2 separate regions of the Homo sapiens genome follow, and region 2 is linked to region 1. Evidence: read pairs that join two places in POLR2A ChIA-PET (ENCODE). Cell type or tissue: Panc1. All regions are shown on one strand. Links, peaks and the distances in the headings refer to the core of each region. The heading gives the core; the rest is flanking DNA. Region 1 overlaps LOC105377899 (a long non-coding RNA gene). Region 2 overlaps LOC105377899 (a long non-coding RNA gene).

Evidence for each region. ChIA-PET counts read pairs that join two places held together with the same protein. Peaks named below come from ENCODE experiments on the same cell type or tissue, not always from the same donor. Only the 100,000 strongest peaks of a DNase experiment are listed, where the experiment ranks them.
Region 2: POLR2A ChIA-PET joins it to region 1 with 22 read pairs; 2 of 35 experiments call an interaction of 5 or more read pairs at or near these places.

Annotation. Positions count from the first base shown.
Region 1 is chr6:93,542,955-93,559,909 of GRCh38, forward strand. The region is part of intron 3 of LOC105377899 (a long non-coding RNA gene); the gene reads left to right. Among named protein-coding and RNA genes, the nearest start is that of EPHA7, 130 kb to the left of the region's middle. In Panc1, for the core only: no CTCF peak of the experiment used is centred there; no DNase peak of the experiment used is centred there; H3K27ac peaks cover 199 bases.
Region 2 is chr6:93,479,565-93,496,519 of GRCh38, forward strand. The region is part of intron 2 of LOC105377899 (a long non-coding RNA gene); the gene reads left to right. Among named protein-coding and RNA genes, the nearest start is that of EPHA7, 68 kb to the left of the region's middle. In Panc1, for the core only: no CTCF peak of the experiment used is centred there; no DNase peak of the experiment used is centred there.

The sequences.
Region 1 (16,955 bases), core at 3,203-11,202:
ATACTGATGGACATTTCAATTGTATCTCATTTGTTCTATTGAAAAATAGCAGGGGTATGGATTGCTTTACACATGTGGCTGTCCACTTGTTACATTATTTAACTGAGAGAAATCACACAAGTAGAATTTCAACATATGCTCATTTCATAATTGTGATATATTTTAAGATGTCTACTTATGAATGTATGCAAAAACATTAACAATTTATTTTAAAACTTGATTTTCCCATCATTATGATTATTATTATATCATTATTATTGGAATTTTAAAAGTTGCTCCTGATGGGCAAAATGTTATCTTTATTATAATTTGTGCCTATTTGATGATTATAATTAATGATTATGATTAATTTATTATCAATCATTTATTTTTTAATTACATGTTTACATTGTTTTACTATTTTCCATCAGAAAGTAATTTTTTCATAATGACTTATAGAAGCAGCTTATAGTAGACTGTCAAGCATTGCACACTTGCTTCAATTTGTCATTTGTTAAACATGCTGTCATATTTTTATCACAAGTAGTGTTTATTCTTTAATTTTGTGGAATTTCTCTTTCTGGCTTTTGATCAGAATTAGAAGCAATTTTGAGACTCATAAGATTAGTTTTATTTCCATTTTCATTTTTCCTCTAGAACTTTTAATAATGTCATTTTCATGTTTTATTTAGAAATGAATATGGAATTTATTCAGGTATAAGGAGTACAGGAGTGATTTCACTATTTTTTACAAATGGCTAGTCATCTGTCCTAATGCCGTATTTCCTCTGCTGATTTGAAATATTCTATTTATCATGTTATTTTAAAATTTGGTCTGCTTCTGGACTCAATTCTGTCTCAGCAATTTCCAGTTCTATTTTTCTTCTAGCTTGAAGTTTTAAAAATACATTAGGTTCTTAAAATATTATATCATTACCAATTGGCATGTTTTGTCCCCATTATTAATGTTGAAATTCGGAGATTTAAGCTTAAGTCCTCTGTCCCAGAAGGCATGGTTATTTTGCTTTCTTTTTCTGTTGCTTGTGTTCGCATGTAAAAAATTCTTGGACTCTTTTGGGTGTCCTCGACCTTGTGCATGTTCACAGAGTTTGGGGCCTTCATATTTTTTTTAGGCCGGACTATGCATTCTAGCCCAGCTTTCACAAAGCTTGTGTGGGCTTTATAGAGTATTAGTCCAACTGATAACTTTTTCCATCGATTCTGCTTAATATTTCCAGAGTGCATAGCTACACATGGAACTTCAAACAAGAGAACCAAACTGAGCTAAATTAGAGTTCAACCCTTTCTGCTGGCTCTCCTGGTCAATATCAGAGGTTCCCAGACCACGTTACCACCCATAATCTATTGGCATGTTACACAGGGCTATAAGTAGCACGGCAAACCTCATTTCTGCTTACACATTACTCAGTTACCTTTGTCATTATCAGCTATTTTACTAAATGTTCAAGTACGAATATTTGCTTAATTTTATAAAATGTTTGTAAAATATCTACCCCGATAATCACGTGTTTTAACATGTGTATGGAAGTAATAAAATTTATGGATTTCCTAATGTTGAACCAACCTTCCTATATTGTAGAATGTTATAATCAGTTTATGATCTAGAATCTCTTTAATACACTGTGGTATTTAAGTTATGGTCATATGAAGTATATATAATTATTATACTTAAAATGAAGCACTGTATTAATATTTAAATTATAGGATTTTATATCTGTATTCCTAAGTGAGATATAACAACATTTACAAATATCTATTGAGTGCCTGCTATGTGGTAAGCAGTGTTCAAAACATTGAGGTTTCAGCTGTGCCTTCATGGAGCTAACCCTCCAGTGGTCAGAAACACACAATAAACATGTTTAAAAAGTGAAAGTAAAATCAGTTCACATCATCATATGACAAATAAAATAAAATTGATTGAATTGGTTAGAGAGTGCCTGAGGCAGCATAACCTTAGAGTGTTTAAGGAAGGACTCTGAGGACTTGCAATTTGAGTTAAAACCTGAGTGATGAGAAGGATTCGGCTTTAAAACATTCTAAGAAAGAATGTTTTGGTAGAAGGTGTAAAACATAAGTTGCCAAAATATAGGTTTTAGCTTTCTATGTAATTATTTAGCTTTGCTAATTCTAACATCGTTGTTATTAGGGGGAATTTTATAATTTTCTGTTTTCTGGGATATGTTTCAGTGCAATACATATTATTTACTTGCTGAAGTTGTGATAGCATTTACCAGAAGCATCATAAGAATCTGGCTGCATTTGGTTTGATGTTTCTTTGATAGTTTTCCTATTTCATAGTTGTTGGTTGCTACTGGTTAACTCCCAGGTTTTCTACCTCTTTGGTAATCCATTAAGTAGTTGTTTAAAACAAATATGCATTTTCATTATTTTCGATCTTTTTTCATCGTGTATGGGGTATTTTCTCATGATTTTTTATGTACTGTCAGTGATTACTAACTCTTTTTAATTACTCTGGCCAAGTAATTATTTTTATTTTCTCTGAAAGCATTTCCAAGGTTTTCTCTTTTTGCCATTATTTTCTGCTTGTCATCTTTTTGGAAAGTATCAGATCATGTATTATTAGCTCTTTTTTCTTTTGCTTCTTAATTTGTGTTTCTTTTCTTTTGTACTTTAAGTTCTAGGGTACATATGCACAACATGCAGGTTTGTTACTTATATATACATGTGCCATATTGGTGTGCTGCACCCATTAACTCGTCATTTACATTGGGTATATCTCCTAATGCTTTCCCTCCCCACTCTCCCCACCCAACAACAGGCCCTGGTGTGTGATGTTCCCCTTCTTGTGTCCAGGTGTTCTCATTGTTCAATTCCCACCTATGAGTGAGAACATGCAGTGTTTGTTTTTTTGTCCTTGCGATAGTTTGCTGAGAATGATGGTTTCCAGCTTCATCCATGTCCCTACAAAGGACATGAACTCATCCTTTTTATGGCTGTATAGTATTCCCTGGTGTATATGTGCCACATTTTCTTAATCCAGTCTATCATTGATGGACATTTGGGTAGGTTCCAAATCTTTGCTATTGTGAATAGTGCCGCAATAAACATACTTGTTCATGTGTCTTTATAGCAGCATGATTTATAATCCTTTGGGTGTATACCCAGTAATGGGATGGCTGGGTCAAATGGTATTTCTAGTTCTAGATCCTTGAGGAATTGCCACACTGTCTTCCACAATGGTTGAACTAGTTTACAGTCCCACCAACAGTGTAAAAGTGTTCCTATTTCTCCACATCCTCTCCAGCACCTGTTGTTTCCTGACTTTTTAATGACCGCCATTCTAAGTGGGGTGAGATGGTACCTCATTGTGGTTTTGATTTGCATTTCTCTGATGGCCAGTGATTATGAGCATTTTTTCGTGTGTTTTTTGGCTGCATAAATGTCTTCTTTTGAAAAGTGTCTGTTTATATCCTTCACCCAGTTTTTGATGGGGTTGTTTGTTTTTTTCTTGTAAATTTGTTTGAGTTCTTTGTAGATTCTGGATATCAGCCCTTTGTCAGATGAGTAGATTGCAAAAATTTTCTCCCATTCTGTAGGTTGCCTGTTCACTCTGATGGTAGTTTCTTTTGCTGTGCAGAAGCTCTTTAGTTTATTTATATCTCATTTGTCAATTTTGGCTTTTGTTGCCATTGCTTTTTGTGTTTTAGTCATGAAGTCCTTGCCCGTGCCTATTTCCTGAATGGTATTGCCTAGTTTTTCTTCTACGGTTTTTATGGTTTTAGGTCTAAAATTTAAGTATTTAATCCATCTCGAATTAATTTTTGTATAAGGTGTAAGGAAGGGATCCAGTTTCAGCTTTCTACATATAGCTAGCCAGTTCTCCCAGCACCATTTGTTAAATAGGGAATCCTTTCCTCATTTCTTGTTTTTGTCAGGTTTGTCAAAGATCAGATGGTTGATGTGTGGTATTATTTTGAGGGCTCTGCTCTGTTCCATTGGTCTATATCTCTGTTTTGGTAGCAGTACCATGCTGTTTTGGTTACTGTAGCCTTGTAGTATAGTTTGAAGTCGGGTAGCGTGATGTCTCCAGCTTTTTTCTTTTGGCTTAGGATTGTCTTGGCAATGCGGGCTCTTTTTTTGGTTCCATATGAACTTTAAAGTAGTTTTTCCAATTCCGTGAAGAAAGTCATCGGTAGCTTGATGGGGATGGCATTGAATCTATAAATTACCTTGGGCAGTATGGCCATTTTCATGATATTGATTCTTCCTATCCATGAGCATGGAATGTTCTTCCATTTGCTTGTGTCCTCTTTTATTTCGTTGAGCAGTGGTTTTTAGTTCTCCCTGAAGAGGTCCTTCACATCCCTTGTAAGTGGGATTCCTAGGTATTTTATTCTCTTTGAAGCAATTGTGAATGGGAGTTCACTCATGATTTGGCTCTCTGTTTGTCTGTTATTGGTGTATAAGAATGTGACCACATAGTTGGAAGTAAAGCACTCTTCAGCAAATGCAGAAGAACAGAAATTATAACAAACTGCCTCTCAGACCGCAGTGTAATCAAACTAGAACTCAGGATTAAGAAACTCACTCAAAACCGCTCAGCTGCATGGAAACTGAACAACCTGCTCCTGAATGACTACTGGGTACATAACGAAATGGAGGCAGAAATAAAGATGTTCTTTGAAACCAATGAGAACAAAGACACAACATACCAGAATCTCTGGGACACATTTAAAGCTGTGTGTAGAGAGAAATTTATAGCACTAAATGCCCACAAGAGAAAGCCGGAAAGATCTAAAATTGACACCCTAACATCACAATTAAAAGAACTAGAGAAGCAAGAGCAAACACATTCAAAAGCTAGCAGAAGGCAAGAAATAACTAAGATCAGAGAAGAACTGAAGGAGATAGAGACACAAAAAACCCTTCAAAAAATCAATGAATCCAGGAGCTGGTTTTTTGAAAAGATCAACAAAATTGATAGACCGCTAGCAAGACTAATAAAGAAGAAAAGAGAGAAGAATCAAATAGAAACAATAAAAAATGATAAAGGAGATATCAACCCCGATCCCATGGAAATACAAACTGCCATCAGAGAATACTATAAACACCTCTACGCAAATAAACTAGAAAATCTAGAAGAAATGGATAAATTCCTGGACACATACACTCTCCCAAGACTAAACCAGGAGGAAGTTGAATCTCTGAATAGACCAATAACAGGCTCTGAAATTGAGGCAATAATTAATAGCTTACCAACCAAAAAAAGTCCATGACCAGATGGATTCACAGCCAAATTCTACCAGAGGTACAAGGAGGAGCTGGTACCATTCCTTCTGAAATTATTCCAATCAATAGAAAAAGAGGGAATCCTCCCTAATTCATTTTATGAGGCCAACATCATCCTGATACCAAAGTCTGGCAGAGACGCAAAAAAAAAGAGAATTTTAGACCAATATCCCTGATGAACATTGATGCAAAAATCCTCAATAAAATACTGGCAAACCGAATCCAGCAGCACATCAAAAAGCTTATCCACCATGATCAAGTGGGCTTCATCCCTGGGATGCAAGGGTGGTTCAACATATGCAAATCAGTAAATGTAATGCAGCATATAAACAGAACCAAAGACAAAAACCACATGATTATCTCAATAGATGCAGAAAAGGCCGTTGACAAAATTCAACAACCCTTCATGCTAAAAACTCTCAATAAATTAGGTATTGATGGGATGTATCACAAAATAATAAGAGCTATTTATGACAAACCCACAGCCAATATCATACTGAATGGGCAAAAACTGGAAGCATACCCTTTGAAAACTGGCACAAGACAGGGATGCCCTCTCTCACCGCTCCTATTCAACATAGTGTTGGAAGTTCTGGCCAGGGCAATCAGGCAGGAGAAAGAAATAAAGGATATTCAATTAGGAAAAGAGGAAGTCAAATCGTCCCTGTTTGCAGATGACATGATTGTATATCTAGAAAACCCCATCATCTCAGCCCAAAATCTCCTTAAGCTGATAAGCAACTTCAGTAAAGTCTCAGGATACAAAATCAATGTGCAAAAAACATAAGCATTCTTATACACCAATTTGTGTTTATTATCTTCTCGTACTTCTTTTTTAACATCTGAGATCGACATTTAATAAGTTGTCTTCCTCATCAAAAAAATCTCTTTGACAGCATCTCATGAGTTTTGATATGTAATATACTGCAGTAATGAAAAGTTTTGTCTTCCCCTTGATGCAATGTTATTTAATAAGATGATTAAGTATTTTTAAGTATACATGGTTCTTCTTTTTGCATAAGTTAAAGCTACTCTTTAACTTTTTTTTTGTTTCTAGTTTGTCCTTGTAGTTTGTTGAAATTTCTCCCAAGTACTGGTAATAAGTGGATATTTTAAGGTACATTTTCAAAGTTTATGTTAATTTATATAGTTTATAGCTCAATATAATTATGGCTATAATATAATTATGGCTATATATATTATGGCTATAACATATAATATGGCACTAATATAATTATGGCTGTAAATAAAAGTAGTGTATTTGTTCATCCATTCATTCAACAGATATTTACTGAGCCCCTACCTTGCTTTACTTATTGTCCCTAGAAATGGGGATAAAGCTACAAATAAATGAAAGAAAAGGTGATGACTTTATGTTGAAATATAAATACAATCTATAATGCAGAAGAAATGAAAACAAGTACAGATAACTAGAGAGATAAGAAATCATCATAGTAGTATTCCACAAAGATGGTCGCTTATCAAGTTGATGCATTTATTTTCAGTTTTTCTTAATTCATGCTAAAAATACAGATTTAGAGAAGAGATTTCACTACCCTTTAAAACATAACTAGCCAAAATTTAAAGACAAGCACATTACATTTTAAGAGTCCTAAGGTGGGTCAAATAAGAAATCGAAACTCTTTGAGCCAATGTTTTCAACCTTTTTGAAAACTGGAAATAAGCCAGGCTTTCTTCGTTGCATGCTTTCCATTAGCTGTTACTTAGCAGAAAACATTTCAGATGCCTCTCTTTGCATTGCTGTCTTGATTTTCTTTTTTTCAATTTCAGCAGAGTGGCTCATAAATAAACATGTTCACGGCTCAGGTTGGGAGTGACAGTTTATTCCTACTATTTTGATGGATTGTACAAGATATCTACAGTTCTCTTCTCTAACTAAACATCCATACATGGACTGTAAAATTAATCATACCATGGCAGGATGCCTAAGAATTTGGAACAGCTTCTTTCTTGGTGACTCTAAGTATCAAAGTGAAAATTTCATTTTAGTAATGATAATTAATGAAATCTATTATTTGATGATTTATCCTCCAAATAGTGTATAGACTGCCTTTCTGTGAACCCCAGCTTCACTCATAAACCATGCCACATGTGCTTAGCTGTCTATAGGTTATATTTGATTACAAAGTGAGTGTCTTCCTTTGGTCATTGAATCATTATTGATGCTTTTCATGGAAGCTTGTTGTGATATTTTTCACATATTTGCTGATGGCCTTGAAGTCTGTATACATAGGCAGTGCTGCATCATTAAAGATTGGCACCCAAGTGTGGTAATGCCCTTCTGTGAACCCCAGCTGCTCTGTACCTTGAGAATAAACCTCACCCTAATTACAGGGGAAATGGGAGGTAAAGGGAAGACTGCATGTATATCACTTACCCCAAATACAAGGAGATGTCACACTTGTTCCAATGTTTACTCTCTCTTTTCACCCTTCTTCCAGCTGAGCACTTTCAACTCACTGGGAAGAGGCTGGTTCTTGAGATCTGAAGGTCATGAATTCTGTTGCACTGGCAGGCTTCAAGGATGTGGTTAGCAGATGACTATGTTGCCTGTATTCTTTGTATATATGGTCACAGATCATTAAACATCACTTCCATTAACATCTGCTTCTGTCTTTCAGCAATAATGTATGTGAGCCAGTGGAATCTCTTAAGGAAAGGCATATTTGTACACAGAAGGAATTATTGGTTGTATGTTATGATCACAAGAAAGATGTGATCTAAAAATATGACTAAATGAGTAATTAAAAATAGTAGAACTCTCTTTCTTGAAAACCTGCTAATGCTGCCTTTATAGTATCTGTTTCATTTCTTTCATGTCCTATTGCACACCCTTCACTGACAGACCTGAACTATTGCATAACCTTTAAACTAATCTCCACATTTCCAATGTGGTCTAATGTGTATGTGTCATGTTGCTTTCATTTTAACAATCTGTTCTCATCAAACAAAATCTACCAATGTCCCCCTTATTGGCATAAAGCATTCAAATTCCTTAATCTGATCCAATGTTCTTTATAATATGAGCCAACCTTGCCTTTTAATTATTGTTTTTTACTGGTATGCTACATATACTCTCTTCTTTTTCCAAGTATGTCATACCATGTGAGAGAGTGTTGCATAGGGGATGGAATTTAACAGGCTTGTGGTTTTAATGCTAATCTTACCTTTTCCAGTGAATTTTTAAAAATGATTAAACTGTGAATGTCTTCTTCACTGGGGACAACCACCAGGTTTGCTATATAATAAACCACTGAAGGTAAAGTTCTATCATGGAGCTTGATACAACTGTAGATGCTCTATAAATGAAGCCAGTGGTAATAGTAATAGCAGGGGCGAACTCTCCTAGCTAGTAGTTTCCAACCATTTTCTTTACTCAAGTCCAGTCCTTCAATTATTACATCATTTCTTCTTCCTTTATGAGTTTCTTCATAATTATTACTAAGATACTGAGATGTTTGCCATCCCTAATTCTACAACTTAATTGTCTATGTCATTAATTTGTGTTTTAAACTCCCTTGTTTTTAGACTCCATATAAAAATGTGAAGCTGCTAGAGGGAAACTCCCTTATATCTGTTGCCAGTTTTCTGCAGCAATGGCCACTTCATAATTTAACAGGGTATTTAATGTCAACTTGTTGGTTAATTTATCTACTGATATATCACTGAATAAATGCCGTACACCTAAGGAATATGACTTTGTAACAGTACTAAATGGAACTTAATATTTTTATGTAAATTTTTACTAATATCCTCACGTCAACTTTATTTTTAACAGTAGTAAATGAAATGTACTAATTGGTGACAGCAACTTTAAAATATCCAAGATTTTACTTCTTTCAATTTTAGCTAAATCTGTTCTACCCTACAGATGCATATTGAACTGAATGACACCACCAGATTATCCAGTCAATTTTGTGTCAGGAACATGCTAATCCTCACATAGTTCTGATCATGTTTTATTATTACCCCCATTTTGCAGATAATGATAACATTGGAAATCAAAGGCAATATGGAAAGTACTCAAATGTGGATAGCTACTGTGAAAGATTAGAATACTATTCAGCAAATATTCACTTACCTCCCTGCTTCCCTCTTGGGATGTAGTACATTCTATGCCGCATTTGAATTTGACCACATAATTTTGGCCACAGAAAAATAAGTGGATATTATGTGAGCAAGGCCTGAAAATGGTTTTAAATGTATTATATCGTTTAGGTTGCTTTTGCCTTTCTGCTACTTACCATGATAATAATATCTTTGGTGGCCACTTATCCATGGAGGATAGACCTAACCCTGTCCTGCAGTGAGGAGTTGAGGCCAGCCTGACCACAGCTTGAAGCAGAGCTGCCCAGACAATCACAGCCTATAGAGCCAAACTGCCTTGATCTGTAGACCCATGAACTAAACAAATAAATGTTTGTTGTTATTGGTTTGGGATGGTTTGTTAGGCAGCATTAGCATGGCAACAGCTGAATAATCTACTAATAATTGAATGGGCTAAGATTTGAACTCAAATCTGTAAACATCTGTGTACTTTCCACCACACCACACTTCATTAGCCAAAATGCACAAAGAAGGACTACATTTGGATAGTTATTCACAAACCACAGCTCATATGATTCTATATTGATCAAAATAACAGTCTGCTTTATTTACATTGCTATGAGAACATACTTCTATGAAAAGCACTCTGATTATCAAAATGAACATCATTAGAAATGCTTTCTTAATGTCTGCAAATCCATTTTCAGCATACTGTTTGTATAGTTAGGACATCCAAACTGCAAAACCATTGCTTGAAAATGTCTGCTCTCCCATACATACACTACTCTAGACAAATCCTGCTTGAGGTGAATTCATTATCACAAGACAGTCCTAAATCAAATATAAATTTTAGGAACTGATTATGTATTCACTAATGATAAACAGTAATTTTTCAGAGTTAGAGGGTAAGCTACTTACTTTAGAAAGTCACATCAAACTGGAGAGTGGATGATTAACAAAATGTTAATTGCCAAATGTGATAGGTAATTGAAAATGTGATAATTGACATATAATTTTGGCTATTAGCACATCATTCACTGCTTCTAATATTTGTATGTCCTTCTTATGGGAATATTCAGTGCCTAGAATAGATCAGTAACACAATTGAACTGGCTAAAATCTGAAGTATTTGATTAACCTATGCTAACTAGTTTCTAGTTGGCAATCAACTTGACCAACATCTCAGTATGTTTGTTGTTACTTTACAAATTTATTTTGGCATCTCAACAACTTAAATCACAGAAGGCTTATAAAAAATGTTGGGTTTTTATTTGACAACTGAAGTGTCACCTATTGAAAATTCTTGTGAGTCATGATGTCTCCCTCTTTAAGTGTTAATATTGATAGTGATTGTAGGAGATGGCTGCAGAGATGGCTGTCAATTACTCAGCCCTTGCTCCTACATACATGTTGTACCTCCCATCATTGAGGTGGAATCTATTTCCCCTCTTCTCGCATCTGTGTTGAGTTTTTGACTTATTTTGACCAAGAGAATGTGGCGGAAATAACATTGTGCTAGTTCCAGGTCTAGATCTTAAGAAACCAGGTTGCCTCAGTTTTTGCTTTCTTGGCATCACGCTTCCCTGTAGAGGTTTAGTAAGACTTCTGAATAATGGAAGACCACTTGTCGGAGAGAGTCTCAGCCACTCCTGAAGCTCTTCCAACTACTCTATCTGAAGTGCCAGACTTGTAAGTGAAGACATCTCAAATCCTCTAGTCCCAGTTAAGCCATCCAGGACAATAGCATGCAGAGCAGAGAAAAGCTGTTCCCCTAAAGCCCTACCCAAATTGCAAAAATATGAAAAATAATAAATGCTGGTTGTTGTTTTAAGCCACTAAGTTTTGGGGTGGTTTTCATGCAACAAAAATAACTGACAGTGATATAAGATATAATACAAGAAAGAGCCTTCACAATGTATTTTAATATTTCCCATATATGACGTCAGTTCTAATAAAAGCATTTCACTAATATCTCTTTTTCCAGTTTAATTAAAGTCATTAAAAAGTCATGGCGTATTGCATTATTTTCCAATTGTTATTGTTTGTGTATTTGATAGCTCAACTATCTTTCAATCATAATTATTTGTAAATGTATACACACACATTTAGCAGAAAAATTGAAGACCTTATAGTATAAAATACAGATTATAAATAATTCAAATTATTTTCATAAATTTTACTTTTTTTGCAATAATATATATCAAAAATAAGTCATTTTATGAAGTTTTCAGTGACAGAGCATAATTACCCACACTTTGGAAAATATTTATGTTAACATAATATTTTTATATTCTTTGAATACATTACTTTATACCCAAATCTTCCACAATGTGGAATAATTAACTATTCTTTTATAATGACTGTGTTTAAAAGTGAATTATAATTAAGCACAATTAATTAGCAAGCAGCAACAGAAAGAATCACGTTTTAAACTTGGCTTTAAATTTACAATAGCCTTTTTCTTCACAGTGTGGACATATATATAATTGAGAAAGCATTTATAAAAAACTCTGTACAGATAATTATGGCAATAGTAATCTTAGAATATTAATTTTAAATTCATGTTCTTCAGTCTACTGTGTTCAATGAAAGAAATGAAACTTGCCCGGAAGACTATGGATATGTTGCTATATGTACCAATTCAACTGAAAATCATTTTACCAATATTTTCAGGATTAAATAAGTCCCTATTAAGTATAAATGTTAATGACAAAAAAGGCAGTAGATCAATATTAAAGCTAATTTAGTCAATGTTTGGATATTACTTTGGATCAAAACTCAGCATCGCTCATATAAAGACAATACAGGTGGATTAGAAACTTATACTATGGTATAACCCTCCTGATTTGACATGTATGTTGAATACAAATTATGGTGTTGGAATTCTTGACTCAGATTGCCTAGATGAACATTGAATATTTGGAACCTTGAGAGGCATAAGAGCACTAAAGGAAATGATCAACCTTAGGTTCAGAATTTGAAATATTTGACTTTGACTCTAACGGAGACAAGCTCAAAGATTAAACAGCTTTAAATGTTTCAGTATCTCAAATGATATGCCCTTTTTTAATAGTCATGAGAGAAGGAAACGGCCGGGGAACTGCACCCTCACACTGAATGATGAGAAGTGGAACCGTAATATATTTACCATCATTATTTCAGGGACTAAAATATTCAGAATAGTTTAAGAATACTGGACTGCCTTCAAGCAATCTGAGTCAGTGTCACACTTTGCATAGAGTGGAGTTTGAGAATTTAATTACCTAAACAGCTGGCTCCAGAATTCTGACTTAAGGAAGAGAACTGCCTTTGTTTGGGGAAAATACCTCTTTAAGCCTCTTGGAGGTGGATGGTGAGACCCTGAAGGTATAGTTCTGCAGGAGCCATGCTGGAAAAGGTGATTTAATATTGCCTTTTACTGGATATGAACAGAAACGTTGGGGGTATGTAAGAGAGTGAAGAGAAGGAAGGATTACTGGGCAGCCTATTAGGGCGATAAAACCTAAACCAAAGAAATGGCTGTAAGGCGTTTAGAACAGGTTATTTTAAATGTGGTGTTTTAAGTTGTGGGTGTTGTTATGCACTCCTATCTCCTTAACCTTTGATAATCCATTGTACATAAAATATACTGAATTCCTTATCAGTGTTTGCATTTAAAAACAGGCTAAGACAATCAAGACACTTAGCCTATCCCTAAACTTAAGTAAGAGAACAGCTAAAATTCCAAAAGATCTTTATAAATCCATAAAAAATTGTTAAGACATTTCATTCTCTATAATCCATAGAAAATAGAAACAATTTCATTAATATCCAAAGGAATGAGCTTTACCTGACATCTGAATTAAACATGTCACATAATATTTTAATGTACCTGTTGGTAAACTAAAGTGATAGCCTTCAATCTGTTTGTGCTAGGAGGAGCCATTGTAAAATTAAGTAAATTGCAGTTTCTTTGTAAACTCAATGAAAAGACACTGAGATTGCCATTTCTAGAGAATCTAGCAGTTTATTATTGACATAAACTGGTCAATAAAATCTTAAGTGGGTAAGTCTTGAAGCGATACTTTTTCTATTCATAAAGAGCTGACAATTTTTGACATATAACTTTTTTTAGGTGGGGAGGACTCTTTCAAGTAAATAGAAAAGAATTTCAGAGTACTGGTCTCTCTGGGAACATTGATGAAAAATAAAACAAAACACCACCAACAAAATCCTCAAAGATTTTTGTTGTTGTTGTTCAAAGAATACATTTTTTTCAGAAACAAAGATAATCATTCAAACCACACATAATTAAAATAAATCATAGAAAAAGCCGCATTTTGAGGGAAGAAGAGAATCTTTGATCCAACGGCCTTGGGAACGTAGACTGAGTGGAAATGTTAGCAGAGAGTAGTAAGTCACTTTGTATTGAAGTTGGACAGGTGGTATAAGAGAGAAAAAACAGAGACAGAACAGACAGCAATAAGAGAGAAGCAACAAGGGCCCTGTCAGGTCTGAGTAGATCACTGCATGCAGTCTGTCCCATACAGAAAATAAAAGTGTTAAAATACAAGAGAAAGGAGAAAAACAGAGAAGCAGTGTATATATATATACGTGTATATATATATATACACATATATATATATATATACACATATATATGTATATATATGTATATATATGTGTATATATATATGTATATATATATGTGTGTGTGTGTGTATATATACACACACACACACACAGCAGAAAGGACTAATTAGAATAAGAGTAATAACTGAAGGATTGTGCAATAGACATAATTAAGTCAACAAATGGCAGTGTAGGTAGTGGTTAAGAGGACAGAGTATAGAATCAGTATATTTGGGTTCAAATTCTGATATCCCTCTTGGCAGTGTTAACTTAGGCAAGTTACTTTAGTACCCTGTGCCTCAGTTTCTTCATCTGTAAGATGGAACTTTAAATAACATTCCTTCTTCATTAATTCATAAGGACAAAATGAGTTAATCCACATAAAGCATTTAGAATGGTGTTAAGCATACAGTGAGCCCTTAATATTAGTTACTAATGTCTAATAATGATAACAATGGAACATAATAACTACTTGCATTAGTAAACTCGCTACAGTATAAAGTAACTTGAAAAGATACAGCACAGTATAAGGGCTAGTTGAACAAAGAGGTTCGCTAGGACAACTTAAGGTGTATAAGAAATTACCTCAAGAGCAAAGGGTGAAAAAGAAGGCTGATTCCTGAAGCCGAATTTCCTCCTCCAGTCTTTAGCAAGGAGCCGTATCCAGGTAGCCTCAACTCAACTTAAGTTTGTGTATTTTATATAGAGATGTCTGAATTAGTTGTATAACTAAGAAAATGGCTTAGTAAACTGGCCTGTATCCTTTAGCCATACTGTGCTCACTGAACAAGTCTCAATTCTGGTTTTGTTTGCATAGTATTTCAACTTTAAAATCCTATGCAGGAAATTCTATAGAAATGATGCCTGAATCAGCCTGAATTTCCCTCACCTGGAACATGGGTAGAACTTTCAGGGCTAAAGAGTCATGCTGACCATGTAGATATTAATGAGCACCCTGATGCCTCAGTAGCACCAAAGGGAATTGACACTTCCTTCCAGACCTACTCACAATTTGCATAGGAAGGGTGTAGTCTACATTCACTATTTACGGATGGGCTTTCTCTGTGAATAAAATTTTCAAAATTATGATCAGTCTGTGATACTAAATGCGAGATATGACTAATTATGTTTGCACAGTATAATTAGAATGTTTGAATGAGAGAAATCATAAACAATATATAGTTGTCTCACTTTGTGTAATGGGAAACTATATGGGTAAAGGGAGACTAGATAGATTTTCTAAGATTCTACACAGCCAAGAGGTAAAACCAAGACAAGAAATAAGATAGCTTTATTCCTATTCCTGCCCACATTTGACAAACTTCCCTTGCTCACAGGGTATTATCTCTACCTACAGAATGACAATAGTTTTCAGAAGCCAGGATAAAAATGACAATACAAAGTCATCAAAAGGAGGAGGCACAAGACAATGGCTACTTAAGTTATATGAATTCTGTCATGCTTATAATAGAAATGCACAAACATGGAAATGCATTCATAAGCAGTATTCACCTGAATTGTATAGATTGTTTCCCTGACTCTGTGTGAGTGTGTGTGTGTGTATTGAGTGCTCATTCTATTATTTTACTTTAGTTCAAGTAAAGCAAGCTTCAGATTAAATGTCCTTTGGTATCTCTTTATTTAGTAAGCATTACATTGTACACTTCATGAGTGGTAGCATTTCATTTATATTACGTTAGTGGTAACAACCAAAAAAAAAGCACCCTTTTCTATTCCAGTCTTATTTTTTTCATCTGTATGCTGAATATGTATGTTTGAATATATATTTATATCCATTTATATATACATTTATATATTTATATATATATATCATTTCTATAGAATTTCCTACATGGGAATTTATGTATATGACTTATATAAAGAGATATATATATAAATATATATAAAGACATATAAAGTCATTATATAGATGGGTTTTATATATATATAAAAGTCATTATTAAATACCTATAAATATATATATAAAATATATATAAAAATATATTTAAAATACCTATATATATATAACCCATCTATATAATGACTTTATCTGTATATCCTTCTGTATATTGTTATTTGTGTGTATTTGTATGTGTGTGTCTTGTGTCTGTATCTTGTTTTTTTTTGTGTGTGTGTGTGTTGCTCAATCTTGCTGTCTGTCTGTGTATATTAGAGTTTCATGCATCTGTGCAACAAATATATTCTAGGGAAAATACTCTAATAGGTCTGTGGCTCCATGGACTAGTACTAGGCAAAATGATAACATCATATACCAAGCACACTAACAGAAACCTGGGAATTGGGGGAGAGAATGCTTGAGAAAATTGAGGAAGAGGTCAAGGGAAAAGGAGAAATCTGCAATTTGGGAGTGAAATGGAATCCTGAGATTAAAAAAAAAGTGTGAAGTTTCTATGGTAGAATCGCTGAAGAATATTTAAGAAAGAAGAATGTATTTTTTTAACTTTTATTTTAAGTTCAGGAGTAGATGTGCAGGTCTGTTACATAGGCAAACTTGTGTCATGAGGGTTTGTTGTACAGATTATTTCATCACCCAGGTATTAAGCCCGGTGCTCATTAGTTATTTTTTCTGATTCTCTCCCTCTTCCCACCCTCCATCCTCCCATAGGCTCCAGTGTGTGTTGTTCCCCTCTATGTGTCCATGTGTTCTCATCATTTAGCTCTCATGCATAAGTGAGAGCATGTGGTATTTAGTTTTCTGTTCCTGTGTTAGTTTGCTAAGGAAATGGCCTCCAGCTCCATCTATGTTCCTGTAAATAGACATGATCTCTTTCTTAGAAAAAAGAATTTCTTGTAGTTTACTTAAGAATCTTCCCAGGCTGTGAGGCTCCAAAAATGACCTCCACCATCGCCTCAAATTTACACACAAAGTTTTCCATACATACATCTTTAAATTGGTGATGCTTTAGAGAATAAAATGAACCAGGTTGTACCTGGAGGTGCAGATAATGTAGAAAATCAATGCCATGGACAGGAGGGGGATGGGAGTAGAGAAGCAACTGGCAGAT
Region 2 (16,955 bases), core at 5,581-13,580, 61 kb before region 1:
GGAAAAGAATAAGTGAATAAGAAGTAAGGGATGATGGAACTTATCAGTTATTTTGAGTTGATGAAGGAGGTAGAAATGGAAGCTACTATCATGAGTCTGTTAGTACCTTCATTAGAACTCAGATCTTGCTGCATAATTTGGGTGGCCAAATGCAAAACAAAAAATGAGGGGCCCAAGATTCAAAAATTAAAACAGTTATAAATATATCATATCATGTTCAGGGAAACATTATTTAGAACATAAGGCTAAAAACTGAAGAATGATTAAACACCTTATATTCACAAATTTATGTTTTGTTTGTTTATGATAATCGTTTCATCTTAATCCCCTTTTTGTGATAGTATATATTTATGATAATGACTTTATCTTAATATTCTTTTCATCATAGTATATATTTCAGGTATAATATCATGCTTTAATATTTTTATTTGCAAATCTGTGTAGTTCAGGACAATGGCAGTTGCCTAGGTTTACATCTCCCAACATTTTATCAAAAACCAAAATGGAACAACAGAATAAAAACAAAAGACACAGATGGGCAAATTGGATAAAGAGTCAAGACCCATCGTTGTGCTGTATCTCGCATGCAAAGACACACATAGGCTCAAAATAAAGGGATGGAGGAATATTTACCAAGCAAATGGAAAACAAAACAAAACAAAAAGCAGGGGTTGCAATCCTAGTCTCTAATAAAACAGACTTTAAGCATACAAAGATCAAAAGAGACAAAGAAAGGCATTACATAATGGTAAAGGGATCAATGTGACAAGAAGAGCTAACTATCCTAAATATATATGCACCCAATACAAGAGCATCCAGATTCATAAAGCAAGTTCTTAGAGACATACAAAGAGATTAGGAACTCCCACACAATAATAGTGGGAGACTTTAACACCCCACTGTCAATATTAGACAGATCAATGAGACAGAAATTAACAAGGATATCCAGGACTTGAACTCGGCTGTGAACCAAGAGGACCTAATAGACATCTACAGAACTCTTGACCCCAAATCAACAGAATATACATTCTTCTCAGCACCACATTGCACTGATTCTAAAACTGACCACATAATCGAATGTAAAACACTCCTCAGCAAATGCAGTAGAACGGAAATCATAACAAACAGTCTCTCAGACCACAGTGCAATCAAATTGGAACTCAGGTTTAAGAAACTCACTCAAAACCACACAACTACATGGAAACTGAACAACCTGCTTCTGAATGACTTCTGGGTAAATATCAAAATGAAGGCAGAAATAAAGATGCTCTTTGAAACCAATGAGAACAAAGACACAACGTACCGGAATCTTTGAGACACATTTACAGCAGTGTGTAGAGGGAAATTCATAGCACTAAATGCCCACAAGAGAAAGCAGGGAAGATCTAAAATCAACATCCTAACACCACAATTAAAAGAACTAGAGAAGCAAGAGCAAACAAATTCAAAAGCTAGCAGAAGACAAGAAATAACTAAGATCAGAACAGAACTGAAGGAGAGAGAGACACGAAAATTCCTTCAAAAAATCAATGAATCCAGAAGCTGGTTTTTTGAAAAGATCAACAAAATAGATAGACTACTAACCAAAATAATAAAGAAGAAAGGAGAAGAATCAAATAGATGCAATGAAAAATGATAAAGGGGCTATCACCACAGATCCCACAGGAATACAAACCATCATCAGAGAATACTATAAACACCTCTACAAAAATAACCTAGAAAATCCAGAAGAAATGGTTACATTCCTGAATATATACATATTCCCAAGACTAAACCAGGAAGAAGTCGAATCCTGAATAAACCAATAACAAGTTCTGAAATTGAGGCAGCAATTAATAGTCTACCACTCAAAAAAAATCCAGGACCAGACAGATTCACAGATGAATTCTGCCAGAGGTACAAAGAAGAGCTGGTACCATTCCTTCTGAAACTATTCCAAACAATAGAAATAGAGGGAATCCTCCCAAACTCATTTTATGAGGCCAGCATCATCCTGATACCAAAGTCTGGCAGAGACACAACAAGAGAAAAATTTCAGGCCAATATCCCTGATGAACACAATGCGAAAATCCTCAATAAAATACTGGCAAACTGAATCCAGCAGTACATCAAAAAGCTTATCCACCACAATCAAGTTGGCTTTATTCCTGGGATGCAAGGCTGGTTCAACATATGCAAATCAATAATGTAATTCATCACATAAACAGAAACAATGACAAAAACTACATGATTATCTCAATAGATGCAGAAAAGTCCTTGACAAAATTCAACAGCGCTTCATGCTAAAAACTCTCAATAAAGTAGGCATTGATGGAACGTATCTCAAAATAATAAGAGCTATTTATGACAAACCCACAGCCAATATCATACTGAATGGGCAAAAACTGGAAGAATTCTGTTTGAAAAACAGCACAAGACAAGGTTGCCCTCTCTCACCACTCCCATTCAACATAGTATTGCAAGTTCTGGCCAGAGCAATCAGGCAAGAGAAAGAAATAAAGGGTATTCAAGTAGGAAAAGAGGAAGTCAAATTGTCTCTGTTTGCAGATGACATGATTGTATATTTAGAAAACTCCATTGTCTTAGCCCAAAATCTCCTTAAGCTGATAAGCAAATTGAGCAAAGTCTTAGGATACAAAATCAATGTGCAAAAATCACAAACATTTTTATACACCAATAACAGACAGCCAAATCATGAGTAAAATCCCATTCACAATTGCTACTAAGAGAAAAAAATATCTAGGAATACAACTTGCAAGGATCTGAAGGACCTCTTCAAGGAGAACTACAAACCACTGCTCAAGGAAATAAGAGAGGACATAAACAAATGGAAAAACATTCCATGCTCATGGATAGAAAGAATCAATGTCGTCAAAATGTTCATACTGCCCAAAGTAATTTATAGATTTAATGCTATCCCGATCAAGCTACCATTGACTTTCTTCACAGAATTGGAAAAAAACTACTTTAAATTTCATGTGGAACCAAAAAAGAGGCCACATAGCCAAGACAATCCTAAGCAGAAAAAACAAAGTAGGAGGCATCACACTACATGACTTCAAACTATACTACAAGGCTACAGTAACCAAAACAGCATGGTACTGGTACCAAAACAGATATATAGACCAGTGGAACAGAACAGAGGCCTCAGAAATAATGCCACACTTCTACAACCATCTGATCTTTGACAAACCTGACAAAAACAAGCAATGGGGAAAGGATTCCCTATTTAATAAATGGTGTTGGGAAAACGGGCTAGCTATAGGCAGACAGCTGAAACTGGATCCCTTCCTTACAGTTTATACAAAAATTAACTCAAGATGGATTAAAAACTTAAATATGAGACATAAAAGCCATAAAAACCCTAAAAGAAAACTTAGACAATACCATTCAGGACATTGGCATGGGCAAAGACTTCATGACTAAAACACCAAAAGCAATGGCAACAAAAGCCAAAATCGACAAATGGGATCTGATTAAAGAGCTTCTGCACAGCAAAAGAAACTGTCGTTAGAGTGAACAGGCAACCTTAAGAATGGGAGAAAAATTTTGCAATCTATCCATCTGACAAAGGGCGAATATCCAGCATCTACAAAGAACTTAAATAGATTTACAAGAAAGAAACAAACAACCCCATCAAAAAGTGGATATAAACATACATTTCTCAAAAGAAGAGTTTTATGCAGCCAACAAACATATGATAAAAAGCTCAACATCACTGGTCATTAGAGGAATGCAAATCAAAACCAAAATGAGATACCATCTCATGCAAGTTAGAATGGTTGTCATTAAAAAGTCAAGAAACAATAGATGCTGGAGAGGATGTGGAGAAATAGGAACACTTTTACACTGTTGGTGGGAGTGTAAATTAGTTCAACCACTGTGGAAGACAATGTGGCAATTCCTCAAGGATCCAGAACTAGAAATACCATTTGACCCAGCAATCCCATTACCGAGTATATACCCAAAGTATTATGAATAATTCTACTACAAAGACACATGCACATGTATGTTTATTGCAGCATTGTTCACAATAGCAAAGACTTGGAACCAACCCAAATGCCCATAAATGATAGTGGATAAAGAAAATGTGGCACATATACACCATGGAATACTATGCAGCCATAAAAAAGGATGAGTTCGTATCCTTTGCAGGGACATGGATGACACTGGAAACCATCATTCTCAGCAAACTAATGCAAGAACAGAAAACCAAACACCACGTGTTCTCACTCATAAGTGGGAGTTGAACAATGAGAACACATGGACACAGGGAGGTCTGTCAGGGGTTCGGGGGTTATGGGAAGGATAGCATTAGGAGAAATACCTAATGTAGATGACGGGTTGATGGGTGCCACAAACCACCATGGCGCATGTATACCTATGTAACAAACATGCATGTTCTGCACATGTACCCCAGAACTTGATGTTTAATAATAAAAAAAACACAAAACAAACCCCTTAGTATAACTTAAAGACAGAGGTTGCTAAATGTTAAAGTAAATGTAAGAAAAAAAGGCAAACCATCTAATCCCAGCAAGTGATTACTCCAGGAGTTGCCCTGATGCACATCTTTGTGTGAGTAAGGGTAGGTAGAGAAAAACTGTGAGGAAGAGAGAAGAGAGAAATACCAATAACCTGAGGTTGAGATAAAACTATTACCAGAATATGTAATTTCACTCTTACTGTGAAATTATTATAAAATAAACTTTTGACGGATAAGAGTGTGGACTACAAGAATGTAACTTAAAATTGTACATTATTTGAAGTGGCAGATTTTGAAAGGCTTAGCTTCTGGGTCAGAAAAAGGTAAAAAAGAACGAAGAAGAAAATTTTGGAAATTCTGTGCTGAAGAGGGAAAATACACAAAAGAGAAAATTCAAGGCCATACAAGGTATTAGAAAAAATACCAGAGGCACACTACTCAACCTTTTGTCCTAGCGTAGAGTAAAGCCCATTGAAGAATCTAGACTTTGAAACACTGAGAAAAGCTTTCATTGAATTCAGAATTATATTATTCATTCCAAACCACAGAAATAAAAACATAAAATTTCAATAAGTGTATACAGAGATATTGTAAAGAATAATAGATTTAAAACACTGAAAGTCACCCCTTTACTTTCTCACTCTTTGTAAAAATACACAGAAGGAAACATTTGAAAGTAAAATATAATCAGACAAGCATTGGAGTTATCAAGAAGCAGTTTGAATCAGAAATTTAAAAACTAAGACCAGAAATGGACAAATAATAGGATGAAAGAAAAATACAATTGGTTGTACTCAGGAAAGGAATAGAAGAAAGAGACAAAATTATCTTTGAGATAACGAAAAAAATATTAGATGCAAAATAAAATGAAAATTTAATAGAGGAACTGAAGAAAGGGGTAACAACCAATAAGATAAAAAATGGGATAAGAACAGAAGTAAAAAGAGTAAGAACAATGACATTTATGTAATTGATGTCCCTGAAAGGGTTAACAATGAAATGTAACTAATATTTAAACTATAATCTAAGACAAAAACTTTCCAGATAAAGTAAGAGTTGAATGTATATATTAAAGGGTCCCGTTAGGTGCCTGGAAAAATTAACACAGAATGGTCAACTTTAAGAAATGTCACAGTAAAATGATTAGACTTCAAAGATAAAGAAAATATCCTCAAGATCTCCAGGTAAAAAGATCATATAAATTATAAGTCAATAGAATTTGACAAGCATCAGACTTTTTAAAAACAACATAAGCAAGACAAAAATTGAGCAGATTTTCAAACAACTCAGTGAAAAAAAGTTAATTAAGGATTATATCCAGCCAAACTGTCCTTCAATTATCAAAGCTATATAAAAACAGTTTTGAACGTGCAATAACTTAGGGATTTTGTACCCATAATCTTTTCTTGAAGAATATACTACAGGATAATCTTCACTCAGCTGATGTATCGCTGGCAATGCTTTAGCAAAAAGACTGACGGTAAATATTTTAATATATGTAATTCTAGATCTAAAACAAAAGTAGAATGAGTGGACTACTAATGCACATTGATGGATGTTGTGAAAAACTCAAAATTAATGCTCTATAAAAGGAAAAACAAGAAAAGAAGAAAGTAGATTAAGGTAAATTAAGAGGTTAAAGAAAGTGCATGTATAAAGGTCTAACTAAAAAAGATAATCACTAGAATAAAAATACAAATCTTCTTGCATACAAACATAAGGTTTTTAAAAAGCAAAAGTACACATTTTAATAAAAACACTGCAAATAAGATAAAATGTACGTAATTATTAAATATTACGGAGTTGAAACCAGCTGTCTCAGTCATGTCAATAAATGTGAATGGGCTTATCTATTAAAAGAAAGTATTTTTATTTTGCATCCCCAAATCATAATTCAGCTATATGATATATAGAAGACACACATCTAAAACAGGGGATTTAGAAATTATGAAAGTATAGGAATGCACCAAACGGTATCAGTCAAGTGCAAATTATAGAATAAACTCCAGATGGAAGATACAAAAGTATAAAAATAAAACCATACAAGTAGTAGAAATAAATAAGTACTAGAAGAAAACTAGAATTCATTGAATGAGTTTCTCTTTAACTTGATGGACGGAAAGTCTTTCTAATCATGAATCAAAATCCAGAGGTGATTTTTAAAAGGTTGATACATTTAACTACAGAAAAATGAGGAAAGAAAAAAGTATGGTGAAAACACTATAAACAAAGTCAAAAGACAATTGACAAACTGTACGAAAATATTTGCAGAATATATCATAGACAACAGAAAAATAGCCCTAATACATAAAGAACTCTTAAAAATTAGAGTCATAGTTCAGTGCATTTACCCAAAAGCTTTGGAGTCAGTATGTCTGAGAGATTTCTGCACTCTGGTATTCATTGCAGCACTCTTCCCAATAGCCAAGTTATGAGAGCAACCTGTGTCCGTCCAGGGACAAATGGATAAAGAAAATCTGGGTCGGGCGCGGTGGCTCACGCCTGTAATCCCAGCACTTTGGGAGGCCGCGGCGGGCGGATCACGAGGTCAGGAGATCGAGACCATCCTGGCTAACACGGTGAAATCCCCGTCTCTACTAAAAATACAAAAATTAGCCTGGCCTGGTGGCGGGCGCCTGTAATCCCAGCTACTCTACTCGGGAGGCTGAGGCAGGAGAATGGCATGAACCTGGGAGGCGGAGCTTGCTGTGAGCAGAGATCGCGCCACTGCACTCCAGCCTGGGTGACAGAGCGAGACTCCGTCTCAAAAAAAAAAAAAAAAAAAAGAAAAAGAAAATCTGGTACATATACACAGTGAAATACAACTCAGCTTTATAAAAGGAAGAAATTCCACCATTTGTGACAATATGGGTAGAACTGGAAAACATTATGCTAAGTAAAATAAACCATAGAAAAACAAATACCACATATTTTTACTTGTATGTGGAATCTAAAACAGTCGAACTAATAAAAGTAAAGAGTAGAATTGTATTTATCAGAGGCTAGTGGGTGGGGGAAATGGGGAGATAATAGTTACAGGATATAAATTCTGTTAGATAGGTGGAATAAATTTGATTTTTTTTTGAGATCCATAACAGCATGCTGAATATAGCTAATAATTGAGTATTGTATGATTTAATATTGCAAAGAGAATAAAGTTTTAGTGTTCTCATCACAAAAATGTTAAACATTTGAACTGATTAATATAATTTATTTAATTTAACCATTCAACATTGTGTTAAAAAGTTATAGCACTTCTCTGTATCCCATAAACATACACAACTATAAATTGTCAATATATAATAAAAATTAACAAAATGAATTGAGGATTAAAGGGCCAAAACATGATGGAAATATTGGGAAAATATATGAAAGATACTTAACAAAGAAGAAAGAATAATGGCATTTAAGCATATGAAAAGTGTTTAATCTAACTCACAGATAAATGTAAATTAAAAGAACACCAATAGAACCGATTAGATTTGGCAAAAATTTATAAGTATGACAATATATTCTGTTGGTGAGGCTGTTGAGGAACAGGTAATCTCTTTACCAGTGTGAATGTTATCTGGTACAACCCTTTTGGCTTAAAAACAAGAAAAATTATTCCCTCACAACTTCAGAGACCAGAATTCAAAAAAAAATCAAAAGTATTAACAGGACCACACTCCCTCTGCAGGTTCCAGGGAAGAATCAGTTCTTGGTCTCTTCCAGCTTCTCGACGCTATTGACATTTGTGATTTGTGGCCACGTCACTCCAGTCTCTGTCTCTGTGATCACATTGACTTCTTTTCTCTGTCTTTTATGTCAATCTGAAGCCTCCTTCTGCCCTTTTGTTAAAAGGGTCCTTATCTTTTAGACCTAGGTGGTCTAGAGAACACCTAGATGATTCGTGATAGTCTTTTCCATCTCAAGATATTTAACTTAATTATATTTGCAAAAACTCTTTTCTCAAACAAAGCAACATTCACAGGTTCTGAAGATGAATACGTGGACATATCTTCTTTGAGGCCACCGTTCAACCTATTACAGTGAGCAATCTGACTACTAGGAAATCATCTTGAAAATAGACCTCCGACAATATAAAAATACACATTGACAATATTATTCATTACTGCATTGTTTATTACAAAATATCAGAAAAACCTAAATGCTCATACATGGGATGATGATTTAATAAATAAATAAATAAAGTGATACACTTACATAATAGAATATTATGCAGCTATAAAAAATAAGAAGTGTCTCTTAGAACTGACATAGATTGATTTCCAGGATATATTGTTATGTAAAAGAAACAAAGTGAAAAGAATATCTATAGTTTTCTACCCTTTATTGCAGAAAGTAGCGGCACATGGAAATATACATGTATATTCTCATTTTCGTAAACAGAAGTTAAGGAAGGATAAAGCAGAAACTAATGAGATTGGCTACTTAGAGGGTAGGAATGAGATGGAAAGAATCGGGGTGATGGTAGATGGCATGAGTAGGGAGTATTAGTTGTATGATTATAACTGTTTGCATAGTTTTTACTTGTAGAACCATGTTGCTGTTTAACATATCCTCACAATGTTAACATCCTCCCAAATTATTTATTTTAAAGAAATAATTAAAAAAATTAAAAGAAACCAGGATTTGAGTGGGAGAGCCTAAAATATAATACAAAGAATATAAATGAGCTTAACAGTATTGCAAATGAATAACATAAGCACTCTGGAATCAGCCATTTCTCCAGAAGCACTCATTTCATTTGTTGGACTGTAGCATTAATAAATGAAGATTGAGGCACTGAGGATGCTCATTGTTACTTGGGTCTCATTACCTCCTGGCCTTTTCAGTAGACAGAGCTAAGAAATACACGTACACATTTACACCAGTATACTAACATCTACATTTATTTCTATAGATAGGATGTGGACAAGTCTTATTCTCTTTCTTGGATTAATATTAATTATCCATGGATTTCATGGTTCTTCTAATGCAGTTGCATTAGACTTATAGTTCTTAAAGTGTCATTTTTCTCATATTTTATGAAATATTTCACATAGCATTAGCTTTAAATTATTCTCTCACTCTCAGATCGCATTATTTCCTAAACACTATGGAAGTCAGAATTGTTTTTCCACAGGAAAACTCACCCAATTACCACTTAGGATTAAGAAAGCCTAATTTTAGTGTTTGGAATTTTTAGCTCTAAGAAAAAAAAAATAGGAAGAAAAGAACTATTTTAAAAAGTGCTTTTTTTTTTTTTTTTTTGAAAAAGCCCCATACCTGGAGTGAGTTTACTTAATTTAAAATATTAACTCCAAAATCCAATACCTATGTGACCTGGAACAACTTACCTAACCTGACTGTGCCTCAGTTTCCTCACAAAATGAAATGATAGCATGATCTATTACTTAGAGTAGTTTTAGAAAATACTAAATGATTGGAGATAAGTCACTTAGAATAGTCCCTGGCACATAGCACAGAATAACTGTGAGCTAAAATTTTTTTCTATTGTACAAACTGAGTTTTTGACCCAAGATGATCTCCAAATGATGAATTGATCCCTATATTAATAAGATTTTTTTCTGAAAGTTTTAACTAGTTCTCTAAAGTAGAATGAGAATTGACTTTAACAGAATATCTTCCCTTGAAAAGCTACCTTGGCATAGTTTAACAGATCTTATATTTAAAACTGACATGGCTGATATTTATTTAGATCTTAACAAGGGGCAATAGTTTTTTTCATAAATTACCTGACTTCAGTTCAAACTTCACAATTTATTCCACCCTAAAAATACAATCCCTAGCCTATAGGAGTGCTAATTACCTGAAAGAGTTCTGTGCATTCAAATTCCAAGTTACAGTTAATTAACTTAATTAATTTTTCATAATAATTTGATCCCTTAGGCCCCATTTTGGTTGCATTTTTGTAGTGTTCCAATCTAACCAATGAAGCACACACAAAAAATATTTCAGTTGTGACTTATGTCCTTGTATAACAAGAGAAAACCAAACAAAATTAATCACTAATGGATAAGTTACATGAAAAGTGAAAGAAAAGTGGGGAGAAGTGGACTGGCTGATGTTGGAGATAGTAAAGAAGAGAAGGCACCCAGGAAAGGAGGAAAAGATTAAAGAAATAAAAAAAAATAAGGAAAAAAGTAAGGGATTAGAAAATGTTTGTTTGTGAATTTTAAGAAAACTAGATGAGAGTAGAGAGGAATAATTCTTAGATCATGGGGGCAAAAACGATGAGAAGAGCATGGGGTGTTAAGTGTCAGTTCATATGGAGGGGGAGAGAAGAGGAAATGCCCCTTTATTCCTGTCTGGAAATGCTAGATTTAAAAAGTTGGATATCTGAACTGAAAACAACAAAAAATTAATCCACATTTACTTGGAATCAAGCACAAAACCAGTCCAAAAGTAGTAGATTGAGGCTGACACCAAGGTGGCTCAGGAAATAGAATTCTGGGGGGTCATATCCGGGCTGGAAAAGTGGGTTCCGAAGCTTGTAAAGACACACAAGGATGAATGGCGTAGCCTCAGGGCTTTAGGAGGCAAGAGCCTGAATAAAACTCAGCACTCCTCACTGCATCCTTTCTTCTAAAAAGCAGTAAGGGTATTTCTTGTGTCTCTATCTTTGAAGAGGAAATGTCACTGAAGAGAAATCAAAATCTCAAGTTTATCTTAAATGTGAGTATAAGATGATAAAGTACACACACTGCATGGTTTTAGAACAACATGCCAAGAATTCAACATATAAATTGTGCCAGGGTTATTAAACTTCTTAAAATTTCCCTGAAAAACAAAAAAAACAAAACAACCAAAGACATATCTGAAGTGGCATTTCCACAACTCTAGGGCTTTCTAAATAATAAATAAATATAGATACATAGTAGGCGGATATGCTGTAGATAAATAAAATTTCACTAATCAAAAATTGCTAATGCATGGGAAGTAAACCAACATGAGAATCGGCAGACATGATGAAGAGAATGACCAAAGTAGAAATCATACTATTTGAAATAAGAATATTAAAAAATGATGTAAGAGATATAAGCAATTAAACCACTAAAAAATGGCAAATTGAAGGGGTCTGAATTTAGAGAGCCAGAAAATCTTGGGATTGACTGAATTTACCAATAAGTAGTTGAATAACTGGTGTTTCATTTCTCTGAGTTTCAGTTTTCTTGTGGAACTATTGGTTTATCTATCTCATGGTGTTGGTGTTAAGATTAAATGACAAAATATACGTAAAGTACCTAGAAAATTAGAAGTCCTCAATATGGATTAGTGTTTGTCCTACTTCCCATTTATAAAAGATTAACTTAGAAATTGAAATTTGGTCAAGAGAGATTCTCTCCTTTTTATTTGCTATTCTAAGTACCAAGATATATTTATGCACATTACATTTTGAAACATTGGTTGCCTAATTAGTAGAACTGCAAAAATATAGTATGGAATATGTTGCCTATCAAGATATGCAGCTCACTAACAACAGTCACATACTAGTTTTCTGTTCATTTATATATGTGATATCTTCTTCAGTGAGGTGTATAATATAGTCCATATGCTTCCTCAAACATGGCATTCTTTAGGAGAGAAGGCACAAAGATAATACAATTTATTTTTCTCATAGCTTAGAATTATTTTTGTCATGTTTGAAATATATTCTTTTGATGTATTGATTAACATTTCATGATATTTACAGGTAATTTTAGGAAAATTTGTACATCTATACCATCCCATCTTCTAATCCAGAAATCTGACATGTCCCTCTACTTTTACTTAACTTTTAAAATGGTTTTTTTTCCTTAGTAAAATTTTGTGGTACTCTTTATATAAACATTTCTTTCATTTTGTTTTCTTTACTTTTTTTTTTTTTTTTTGAGACAAGGTCTCCCTCTGTCTCCCAGGTTGGAGTGCAGTGGTGCAAACCTGGGCTCACACAATCCTCCTGCCTCAGCCTCTTGAGTAGCTAGGTCCATGGGCACGTGCCACAATGGCCAGCTAAATTTTTGATTTTTTTTTTTAAGAGTTAGGGTCTCATTGTACTGCCCAGGCTGGTCTCAAACTTCTGGGTCCAAGCAATGTTCCTACCTTAGTCTCCCAAAGTGCTGGGATTACAGGTGTGAGCCACTTGATGTGGCCACAAGTATTTCTTAAACAGTCATCCCTTGATATCTATGGTAGGTTAGTTCCAAAACCCCCATGGATATCAAAATCCATGGACACTCAAGGCCCTTATATAAAATGGAGTAGTGTTTTCATATAACCTAAGCACATCATCCCAATATACTTTAAATCAGTTCTAGATTACTTATAATATCTAATATAATGTAAATGTTGTGTGAATAATTATTATACTGTACTGTTAGAATAATAATGACAAGATATAAACATATGTACATATGCAGTATAATGCAATTTTTCTTTTATCTTTTTTGAATAGCTTCTATCTGTAGTTGGTTGAATCCATGGATATGGAACCCACAGATACAGAGGGCCAACTATACAATTTATTTTTATATATTCTAGAACTTGGTTGCTATAGTGACTGACATCTTAGACACCATTAGTATCAATGAAAGCTTTTGATTTCCTCATATTTATATTTTACAGCCATAATATAAAGTGTTCTTTTTAAAGTGATTTTAAGTTGAATATTTTCTGCATTTTTAAGGTAGATAATGGGATGTTCTGGAATTCTTTCCTTACAAATTATTTCTACTGTTATGCATATAATTGACAAGAACTTTCAAAATAATGTGGTATGATAAGTGGCTATCATAGGCCTTATGTCCTTTACATGTTGAATAAATATTCTAGATTTAATTTTCTAAGGATGACGCTTTCTTGGGTGTCTTTTCGTCATTTTTCTAGGAGACAATTTGTTCATATTTCCTTTAATGTATTGAAGTATTTTAAAATTAATCTAGGTGAAACCACGCTTTCCTTCCTGTATACACATTAGTTGGATATGAAGTATCATTCTTTTAATAAATTTTTGAAAGGCATGAGCTTGCATTTTGGATTACCTTAAAAGCATGATTGTACTATTGTTTACATGCATGTGTTGTGTGTTACTTTGTTAGATATGAGTTTTAAAGCTAAATTTACTGCGCTGAGAATAATATGTTTGACAATTTGAAGTAATACGGCTATAAAACTGCTATAAACTCTGTGAAGGCAAGAGCATTTTCTGTGATAAATGAAACTCAGAGGCTTACAGGGATATGCATAGATTAGATAAAAGCCACCACATATACATAACAAAAATATCACACATATGCATCACACAACATGGGTCACATATACATGGGTCATATCTAGATGGGTGGCCTTTATCTAATCCATGTGTATCCTCCTTCTCCATGATTGCCTCTTCATAGACTGGTTGAGCGTTTTCATGCCATGATACCTGACTATTGCCAGAATGAGTGCTGTAAGAAATCAAGAAATCAAGATGGAAGCTACAATGTCTTTTATGACTCAGAAGTCGCACACTATCCTTTCTACAATATCAAGTCCTAGTGTCACCTTCTCAGTGAGATCTTTCTTGACTACTCAGTCAAAAATTATAACCTCATCCCCATGTTTGTTCCTTTTCCTTTATATATAGTTTTCGTTGCACTTATCAGCTTCTAACGTAGCAGATGTTTAATTGTTCATTTTGTTTATGGCAGTCTCTCTTCAGTAGAATATAAAAGAGAGCTCCTTGAAAAAAGGGACTTTGTTTTATTCATTGCTGTAACCCCAGTGTCTAGGAGGCTGCTGGCTAATAGTGGCAGTCAAATTGGTGTTGATCATTAGTTCCTGCTCTTTCATTCTGTTGATCTCTGCTTCATTTAGGCTTTAAATTTATTGCTTATATTGTTTTTCTCTTTGTAATCCCTTTGGGATCAAATTTTCCCTTTGATTGTCTGTTTTATAGTTCCACTATTACCTTGACTCCTATAAAGAAACATTGATCTTGTACTAATTTTTTTAGGGTTTTGTAAGAACACCTAATATTTTTGACTGCTCGTCTGAGTTACTCTTTTTTGAACTTTCAAATAATTTCAGTTATTTTTCCAAGATTATTCTTTTCTAATGTGAAATGAGACCTTTCAGAGGATTCAAGACTGAGTCTTTCAAGCTCAAATGAAGGGAGACGGATAAGGTTCTCATATTTTGTAGTTTCACTTGTCAGTTCAGAGTTTCATTACCAGAAGTTTGTAGAGATAGCACCACTGCTATACAGGCTTTACAACCCGAAACTTCCTTCTGCATCAAAGATCACCATTTTGTGTTTATTATCACAGGCATTATTTAGCAGGGGTAGTTCCAAGGATACACTGTGAGCAAGTGCTATGGGATCTAGGCACTTAAGGCAAACAATAATAGGGTCCTCACAGGACTCTAGAAGGATCACACATTGCTGTCTTAGTGTTAAAGTAATGAATTTGGCCTTCAACCCATTGATACTAGTGAATTCTTTTAGAATCTCTTCCCTTATTTTCTGGGCAAGGTGCTTCTTTGCGTGCAGACAAGCAATGATCTGTGCAAATCATTGTTAAGTAGGACTCCTCCTTATGTAGAAAATTGTCTTGAAGTTTCTGTATTTTACTGTTATTCTTCCATGTTTTCTAATATGAACACAGAATAATCTCTAGTTGGATATTTAGATATTCATTTTAATATGATTGTGAGATAAAAGTTAGATGTGTTTCTTCCATTCATCATTTAATCAAGAAATCAGTATTACATATTTAGCATTAGATACTGAGGTTATATCTGAGCATCTTATTCAAATTAAGGTCCCTTTTAATTTTTGGTCACAGCCACTTATATAGTTTTTTCTTAGAGAACTTAAACAATTTTAAAGTTTTAATTGTTTACTTATCTTTTTCCATTTTCTCTTTCATGTGGAGTGTTCTATATGGTTAAGAAGGCTGCCTGTTTCATTTGTCACTGTATCTTCACTGCATAGGCTAGTGCATGGAAGTCAATAGGATTTAAATATATATATGAATAATGGGAAATTTTAGATAGAATGCCAGGCTTATGATATGAATAAGGCAGACTGTCTATTTAATCTATGCCAGATCAGGCCTCAGACCTTCACAATCCTCAGCTTTAATGCACTCATTTTGTGGTATTCACTTTTTAAATTAGTAGAAAGAAATATGAAAATACAAGCAAATGTATCTAATGCCAACTTCTTGGGAACAGCTAAAGGAGTAAGTGCTATTTAAACTGGCAAAATAATAATATTATATATATATTTATATATACCATTATAAAATATAACAATAAAACTGATTATATGTTTTCCGTGCTTATTAAACACATAGCAAGAAAATTGGCCTTTACTTCCTTGGAAAAATAAAAACTGAACTACAACGAATAAATATTTCACAGTAAGATCATTAATGGCAGGAAAAATGGTCAAAGGGCATGACAGAATATTCTTTATTTTCAATATCGTCTGAAAAAAAAAGAAGTATCAGTTTGGTGTTATGGATAGAGACTTTGTAAAGGCAAATCATCTTTTAAAATTTGTTTCATATGTACAAATAAACTGGAGTAAAATATTTAAGACACATTTTTGACATGAGCTAAGTGTAGGCCTGGAATAATTTGCTAAATGTCGCAAGAGAGAGAAAAAAATTAGACTAAATAGCTGCCTTTAAGCTTAACTATAGTATTTTCTTGTATCTGTGTTTAAAAAGTCACCCCTGCTAGCTAACAGAAAACATTAAATCAAAAGGATTTAGCATTGTGGTTAATGTCTTGTTCTTTATGATCTGCACAGGCCTAGATATTGCAGCACATATTTTACATATGTAATTCTGCTTTGGGACTACTCTAAAACCATCGTACAATATGCTGAATTAATAATGCTTATAAGTGTAATATATATAGGGAGAGTTTGAACAACTCTTGATGAAAGGTGATATATATTTATGAGGTGCCAGATGTTTGCCTTTAAAAGTAATTTTTATTAACCCACACTATTGAGATTTGTATTGAAGTGGTCTCTTTGTGGTAGTATATTGTTTAAAATATGTTCTGTGAGATTTAGGCACAATGGGGTGAATAAAAGAATAAGTACCTGTCTAAATTTTATGTATTTTTAAAAATTGAACCATGGGGGTACATTTTTAATGCAGGTGCAATGTATTAGACAGAAAACAGTAAAAAGGGTTATACATTTCATATGCAACTGCAGGTGTTAAAATGTACATATTATTATTATTTTAAATATTTTCTTTTTATTATGGAGGTAATCATGATATCATATGCTTATATAACATGTTTCTTGCTAGGTATTCAAAACACATTACAGTCGTTAATTATTTCACATTTCATAACTTTCCTGGAGGGAAGCAAAGACAAGCATTATCGCCCCATTTTACAGACAAGGCAACTTGTTAACAAATGGCTGCTCTCTAAATGTCAGAGATTTTTTTTTTTTTTCTGGCCTTGCACCTCATGT